Regions from separate parts of the Homo sapiens genome. Here region 1 is linked to region 2. A link is a contact called in ENCODE Hi-C data. All regions are on one chromosome and are shown on one strand. The core of a region is the stretch at or near the end of the contact, and the rest is flanking DNA. Distances in the headings are between cores, read along the strand shown. Region 1 has its middle 100 kb from the start of IGF1R. Region 2 has its middle 84 kb from the start of LINC02351.

Region 1 (3,798 bases), core at 1,110-3,609, 43 kb before region 2:
TTCGGATGTGTTCGGAGTTTCTTCCTTCTGGTGGGTTCGTGATCTTGTTACATCAGGAGGGAAGCTGCAGACCTTCGCGGTGAGTGTTACAGCTCTTTAGGCGGCATGTCTGGAGTTGCTCGTTTCTCCCGATGGGTTTGTGGTCTCACTGGCTTCAGGAATGAAGCTGCACACCTTCACGGTGTTACATCTCATAAAAGCAGCATGAACCCAAACAGAAAGCAGCAACAACACTTACTGCAAAGAGCGAAAGACCAAAGCCTTGCACACCCTAGAAACATACCCCACTGATTACCACTACTACCTCGCGCAGCCTGCGTTTCTTCTCTTATCTGCCCCACCCACATGCTGCTGATTGGTCCATTTTACAGAGAGCCGATTGGTCCATTTTACAGAGAGCTGATTGGTCCATTTTGACAGAGAGCTGATTGGTCCATTTTGACAGGGTGCTGATTGGTGCATTTACAATCCCCGAGCTAGACACAAAAGTTCTCCACCTCCCCAGTAGATTACCTAGATACAGAGTGTGGACACAAAGGTTCTCCAAGTCCCCACCAGAGTAGCTAGATACAGTGTTGATTGGTGCATTCACAAACCCTGAGCTAGACACAGGGTGCTGATTGGTGTGTTTACAAACCTTGAGCTAGATACAGAGTGCTGATTGGTGTATTTACAATCCCTTAGCTAGACATAAAGGTTCTCCATCCCCACCAGACTCAGGAGCCCAGCTGGCTTTACCCAGTGGATCCTGCACGGAGGCCGCAGGTGGAGCTGCCTGCCAGTCCTGTGCAGTGTGCCCGTACTCCTCAGCCGTTGGGTGGTCGATGGGCCTGGGCGCTGTGGAGCAGGGGGTGGCACTCTTCGGGGAGGCTCGCGCCATGCAGGAGCCCATGGCAGGCGGGGTGGAGTCTCAGGCATGGCGGGCTGCAGGTCCCGAGCCCTGCCCTGCAGGGAGGCAGCTAAGGCCCGGTGAGAAGTCGAGCACAGCAGCTGCTGGCCCATGTGCTAAGCCCCTCACTGCCTGGGGCCGGTGGGGCCGGCTGGCCGCTCTGAGTGCGGGCCCGCCAAGCCCACGCCCACCCAGAACTCGCGCTGGCCCGCAAGCACCTCCCGCAGCCCCGGTTCCCGCCTGCGCCTCCCCCTCCAAACCTCCCCGCAAGCTGAGGGAGCCGGCTCTGACCTTGGCCAGCCCAGAAAGGGGCTCCCACAGTGCAGCGGCGGGCTGAAGGGCTCCTCAAGCGTGGCCAGAGTGGGCACCAAGGCCGAGGAGGCGCCGAGAGCGAGCAAGGGCTGTGAGGGCTGCCAGCACGCTGTCACCTCTCACTTCTAAACTGCCAGAGAATCCCTGAGAGGAGGCTGGTCTTCCTGACATTCTGTTCACACTATTAATTTGTTTTGCAAACCTTTTTAATGGAAGGAGAATTATATAAACCACCACCCTGCTCCTGTGTATACTATTCCACAGCATCAGCATCACTTGATAACTTGTAGAAATGCACCTTCCTCGCTGGGTGTGGTGGCTCATGTCTATAATGAGGGAGGCCGAGGCAGGAGGATGGCTTGAGCCCAGGAGGTGGAGGCTGCAGTGAGCCATGACTCCACCACTGGACTCCAGCCTGGGCGACAGAAGGAGACCCTGCCTCTAAAAAGAAAGAAAGAAATACACATTTCTGGGGCCCAATCTAGAGCGATCGAACATAATTCTGGGCGTCGGGCTCAGCGCTCTGAGTTTTGACAACCCCCCTACGCCCAGCTCATTTGAGAATGCCGGTCTGAGATGACTGATTCCCAGCTTGGAACATTTGAGTTACTGAGGTGATTGATTCTAAGAGTCAGCTGGAGCCAGGACTAGCAGACTGGGAATACATTCGTTTAACAATGGAATACCATTTTCAAATCATCATGCATTTCTTTTCTGGGTGCCATCTCCTGTGCAGGGGAGGACTGGAAAGACAGGGAAATTCTGGTAGCCTTGGGAAGGCAGAAGGGTGGGGCTTGGCTGGCCAGGGGACGGGCGCGGAGGGGGAGGGAAGAAGAGGAGGAAGCCGCGGGGCCTCACAACCCATCTGGTTGGAAACGTCCTGCAGTGCCGCCCGAGCCGCAGGAACCGGAGCCAATTACAAGTTTATATAATAGAGTCAGTCTCCCCGGGCCTCCCCTCTCCGCCCCACCCCTGCCGGCTTTGGGGATGGGGGAGGAAACGCTTTCCGTGAAATACAGGCTGGATCTAGGACGGAGGATGCCTTTTCTGGATTGACAACTAGGGGCCAGTCCTGAGTGTGAGAAACTCCTGGGGTCCTGTTTTGGGATCCGGACACCTCGGGCGCCGCGCAGGCCTCCTTGTGCCTCGGGAGCGGCCCCGCCTACGGAACGGGACCTGGAAGGGAGGTGTCCGGGTCGAGCGTTCGCGCTGCTCCCCGCCGCACGGTGTGAGCTCGCCGGGTTTATGTAACGCCTGCCCTTCGCGGAGGACCGTGTCATGTCCGAATCGCGGAGGACGGAGGAGGCGGGGGCCTGGGCCGCGACGCCCGCCCACGTGACCGTCAGATGACTGGGGTCTAAGTTTGCACGAGCTCCTTTACCGTAACGCTGAAGGCTCCTCATCAACATCGGCTCTTAGTCATCCCCGAGTGACATTTGATATGAGCAACAGCTCAGGACGGGGAAATGGCAACGCGGATGCTGATGGAGACGAGGAACGGCTGCTGCGACCGCCTCTGATTTGGGCTGGAACGGGAGTTTATGCGGAGTCAAGGAAACCCACCGCGAAGGGTGCCAGGGAAGACCAGGGCACTTTTCTAGACAAAGAATCTTAGATTCTTTGGGGCTAGATGCAGAGAGTCCGGGAGAAACTGTTCACCGGGTGCCAGGCAGGCGGCTGACCACGCAAGCCACGCTTCAGATTTGTGGGTTGGTTTTAGAAGTCACATGAGGTCTGCCTGGACGCCCCTCCCGATCACGTCAATTATCTGTCACAACTTCTCTGTGCGCCCCAGGGACCAGCCCCATGCCCCCAGCGGGGGAGTTGGTTACAGCTGCAGAATCCCGGCCCCACCCCGCCTCCAGAGCACGAGCCTGCGCTAGAAGGATATCACCAGGGGATGGGGGGGAATGCGAGGGGGGCGGGGAGGTGGTCACGGATGCAGAGGCTGTCCTGGCTGCTGAGGCAAAAAGCCCGTCCCAAGCCCTGCATGGGCTCCTACTGCACTTCAGGATTTGGGGGAATGCAGAATCGTGGTCTTTGAGTTTTCATTAATTCAATAAAGATTTCTCAAAAGCCTAAATTCTAGACCCAAGACAGTGGGAATTAAACAGGGCTGAATATGACGCTATTGGCTATACCAGGACCACGCCTGAGCATTGCATGCACGCTCCAGCTATGCATAACTTATTTATTTTAAAAGAAGGAAGGAAGAGAGGGAGGGAAACAAGGTGTTTCTTAAGAGTAGAGGAGGGGAGAGGCAACTTGTTGCTTTCACTGGCAACAGTTAACTCCATAAGCAATTTCCTCACTTAAAAGAAAAACAAATGAAGTAGAGTGGTAGGCTTTTGAAAGGAGGAGCAGAGAGCTCCGGTGAGTGGAAACCTAGCTTTTATTCACCTTAGGGCCTTGTTAAAACACATTTGCCTTGAGATAAAAGGGTTTCTTTTGGGACGATCCCAAAATGACTTTGCTTGATTCAATTAAGCAAGACCTAACGAAAGAGAATTCCAGCTTAAGATACGCATCATCTCACCAGGTGAGTTGTAAATACATTCTGACCAGGTTTCAGAGGCAAGCTCTTGAAAATTTAATCT
Region 2 (3,925 bases), core at 35-2,534:
GCAGGGAAGTGGCAGTCTAGCCGGTACGGGGGTGTGAAACCAGATAAGTTATCCACCGCCCACTGCCCATTTCCTCAGGACCTCTGGCTCTGCCTCCTGGCGTCCAGACTCAGTGGTGGTGCCCGCGCTTGGCTCTCACAGAGGCTGGCTCTGTCCCCAGCACTAGGGGCTGTGGACCTGCAGCAACAGGCCCTCCCTGCTTGCTCTCAGCCCTTGGCTGCCTGGGGGGCATGCAGAAGGAGTGCTGAAAGGAAGCGGAGATTTCCAAAGAAGCCTGGTGATGTTATGGAGGATGGGGTGGGGACAGGGATCCTGGCTCTGTATCTTCAGTCCTTGGCAAAATGCCCTGCCCATGATTGGAAGGAAGGACATGCCAGTGAATCTTGGGGAGGCTGCTGGCAACCTCGGCAGAGATGCTGGGGGCTTGCCTGGCAGGGGGCACAGGTTGGAGACACATGGAGTGGATTGAAAGCAATGGTGAGGAAGGTTTCAGCGTGGCTAGGTGGTGGTACCAGCCATGCTCGGTTATCTAGGAGAAAAAGCACAGGGCAAGGTCAACCTGAGCTCCCATCTGAAGGGTCTGGGGAATAGCAAAAGCAGGGGGAAGTAAGATTCGGCAGCGGGAGGAGGAGTCTGGGCCTGGATCCTCCACCTGGGTGGGAACCTGTGCCGTAGGCGTGTCTGCGTTGTGGGGCATAGCACCTTGCAGTTATCACCTGTTGCTATTCCTAGCCCTGGTCATTGCCTGTGGTTGACCTTCTTTGGTAGATTATAACCTCTCTGAAGGGAGGGGTCCTGCCACTTAGATCTTCTGGGCTCTGTTGGGTTGCCAGCATCCCCAGAGGGTGTTTGTAAATATTAGTTAGGTCTCTCCATGGGGGAGATGTGGGATGGGGAGGCAGCTGGGCTAAGAAACAGAAATCAAGACACTGAGGGAGAAGGAAGGCTGAAGCAATAGTGTTTGCAGTTGTTGCCTTCCCTGATTAGAACATCTATCCCTCCAGCCAACTCCCAGGACGTTTTGTGACCAAGCATAGCACTAACCCTTCAAATGGCTGCTAATTGATTTACAGTTTTTGGTGATTGCACAGCATGTGCACCCGGAGAAAAACAAGCAGAGAATCAAAAAATGATGATTTTTTCCTGGAAAAGCATGCCCGTTATAGCCTACAGGGACAGCAGGGGCCAAGGCAAACATTCAGCTGAAACCAGAGCCTTGGTGTAGCCTGCCTTCCGCATGGCTGTCCTGGGCCGGGAGATTGCGACATGGTGGGGCTGTGGCCAGACCCTCTCTGGGCTGTGCCGGGGGCAGGTGGTGGTTGGGAGGGAACCTCAGGGAACTTCTTTGGGGCCAGGAGGTCCTGTCTGAGCTGCTCCTCTCTGCTGTGCAGGCTGCCCAGATTTTGGGGATGGGTCAGGGATGGAGGGCTGGAAGCGGGTGGGGATTGTGAATTTGGGACTCCTAGAAGGGGGCCCAGCTAGAGCAGCTCCTGGTCTCTGCTGGTGGGCCTTGAAGGGAGGGGCTGGGCCCTCTGGTGGGATGGATGGGTGCAGTGCAGTGCTGACTAGCAGGATGAGGGCAGTTTGTGTATATCTAGTGAAAAGAATGAAAAACAACTGGGGTGGTGGGAGATGGGGAGAGGCTCGCTGACCTAGTGAAGTCTGGGTTTTGGCGTGTGGAGCGGTGATTGCAATTTTTCTGGCTTTGAAGTGTGATGGCCCCGCAGACTCATGAACACGAAGGATGCAGAGTGGAGATTTCCCGGAGCCTGCTTCAGGGACCACCTGGTTAGGAGGCACCCTGTAAATATGCCTGCCATGAGCATGTGGACATAGCGTCTTTATATTTTAGTCTGTGCTTTCTTTCTGGATCATGCAAAGGGAAACGTCAGTCCGAGGCAGGTCAAATCCCACCCTCCACATTGGCAGAACCCTGCTGAAGTAGGTTTGACAGTTTGAGGGAAAAGAGCTCTGGCCAGAAACTCAGGCTTTATTTAAATACCTGCGTCTCTGGGCAGCTGAGGTGCCCATGTGGCCACGGATGTTTGGCCAGTGTTAGGTGGCCCCCAGGTTGAGTAGTGACCCAAGCCACTTCTCATACAACCTAAAGGAGCCCCGTGCTAGGAACAGAGAGATTTGTTTTCGTTGGGCCCTAAAAGGTGCCAGTTGAAGGGCTGGCTACTCACAAGGACAGCGAAATGTTTTGGAAGTGCATGTTGGCTAGAGTTTGGGATTTCCCTCTTTATGGCACTTACTGTGAGCTGGATTTAAATATAGGGGAAAACAGCATCCCACTTTCTTACCAAGGGACTAATGGTATTTGGAAGACAGGGACGCTCCATGGAAAATATTTCGAGTGTCAAGGACGGAGCCTTGGGCTTGGTGTGGTGGGGGTGGGTTGCTTCTGGGAGGCACCTTGAAGGTTTTACCACCGCATTTGGGGAGCTGTCTGCATCTCTTTTTGCTTCCCCCAAACCCGAGAAACGTGCCAAGCCTGCCTTGGTCCGGCTGGTGATTTTAAGACTCCTTTCCTAGATGTACAGCTTTAGCGTGGGTTTCTTTTTGTCCCCAAAACCTTGCAGTTCAGCTGTACCTCTGGATCCAGGCACCCCACCTCGCTCCATCTTCCTCTGGTTAAAATCTAGACTCATGAAAACAAAATTGCTTAAGGCAAGAAAGGCCTGAGAAACAGAGGGAGGCTGATGCAAATCTACTGCAAACCAGATGTTTCCTTCTCTGTGGCAAAGAGGCGCTGAAGTTCATGGGGCATCTGGGGAAGTGTTTGTCTTTAAGGAAGACATCTGTATGGAAGTGGTAGCCTGAGTAATGCGATGTGACAGTTGCTGTGTCGACTCGCGTATTTTCCCCTCCCCTTATATTATTGGCCAGTTCAATGTTGCACAAAAGTCGTGCAATGCCTTGGAATGTGTTTATGTGCTGTCCTCTGCCAGAACTTTTCAGCATTTTTTTTTCCTACGTGTGTTTTGCTTTTGAGAAGATGGCCTGTCACTTTGGTTTAACTGTGTTCTTTTTTTATGGAACTACATATTTCTTGGATTTGTAACGGGGCAGTGGCGACTTAGACTCCAGGAGAGTAATGGATGGGGGAGCAAAAAGGGGCAGGAAGGGGCACTTGAAGCCCCTTCCAGACCAGGGGTCAGACATGACCAATTTGCAGGTAGTTTGAGGAGATAATATGTGTGCGAGTGGAATGGGTCCCTCCTTGGTGTCTGTGATGGCATGGGACATGGATCCTTCTTCTCTCTCTCTTCTCAGCTCCCGGCTATGTATCCAGCTGCCTGCTGGCCAGGCTCACTTTGCCATCTCTATCAGGCATTTGGAAACTGCAGCCCGCACTTTCCTCCTCTTCCTCCTCTTTGCTTCCTCCTAGTTAAGGCACCTGCAACCTTCTGCTGAAGCTTGAGGGCTGGCTGCCCTCACTGCTACCTTCTTCTTTTTTTTTTTTTTTGAGATGGAGTTTTGCTCTTGTTGCCCAGGCTGGAGTGCAGTGGTGCGATCTCGGCTCACCACAACCTCTGCCTCCTGGGTTCAAGCGATTCTCCTGTCTCAGCCTTCCCAAGTAGCTGGGATTACAGGCATGCGCCACCACGCCTGGCTAATTTTGTATTTTTAGTAGAGATGGGGTTTCTCCATGTTGGCCAGGCTGGTCTTGAACTCCTGACCTCAGGTGATCCACCCGCCCCTGCCTCCCAAAGTGCTGGCATTACAGGCGTGAGCCACCGTGCCTGGCTGCTACCGCCTTCTTTCTGCTGCAGACGAGTCTACTCCCAGCCTGTATCTCTTCCCCAGTACCTCCGTCCCAGTCAGCATGATTGCTGCAGCCCGTCTCTCCTCTCCTGGCTGCATCCCCACGGCTTCCCATTGTTTTCTCTCCCTCCATCCTCACCCCCATCCTAATCCAGTC

What was found. A loop is a pair of places that touch in the nucleus more often than their neighbours do. Pooled maps may share reads with other maps.
Region 1: a map of ascending aorta shows a loop between it and region 2 (2.0-fold over the local background). The contact joins two enhancer-like sites. A Hi-C loop is called at or near these places in 2 of 168 maps with a recorded cell type or tissue (ascending aorta and naive thymus-derived CD4-positive, alpha-beta T cell) and 7 of 50 pooled maps.

What each region holds. Positions count from the first base shown.
Region 1 is chr15:98,547,097-98,550,894 of GRCh38, reverse strand. No RefSeq gene overlaps it. Among named protein-coding and RNA genes, the nearest start is that of IGF1R, 100 kb to the left of the region's middle. Within about 2 kb of position 2,359, at least 28 of the 41 ENCODE cell types and tissues checked have a DNase peak (open chromatin) inside an H3K27ac peak, as active enhancers do; they include ascending aorta, where a contact is called at or near this core.
Region 2 is chr15:98,503,055-98,506,979 of GRCh38, reverse strand. It overlaps the pseudogene FAM169BP. Among named protein-coding and RNA genes, the nearest start is that of LINC02351, 84 kb to the right of the region's middle. Within about 2 kb of position 1,284, at least 3 of the 41 ENCODE cell types and tissues checked have a DNase peak (open chromatin) inside an H3K27ac peak, as active enhancers do; they include ascending aorta, where a contact is called at or near this core.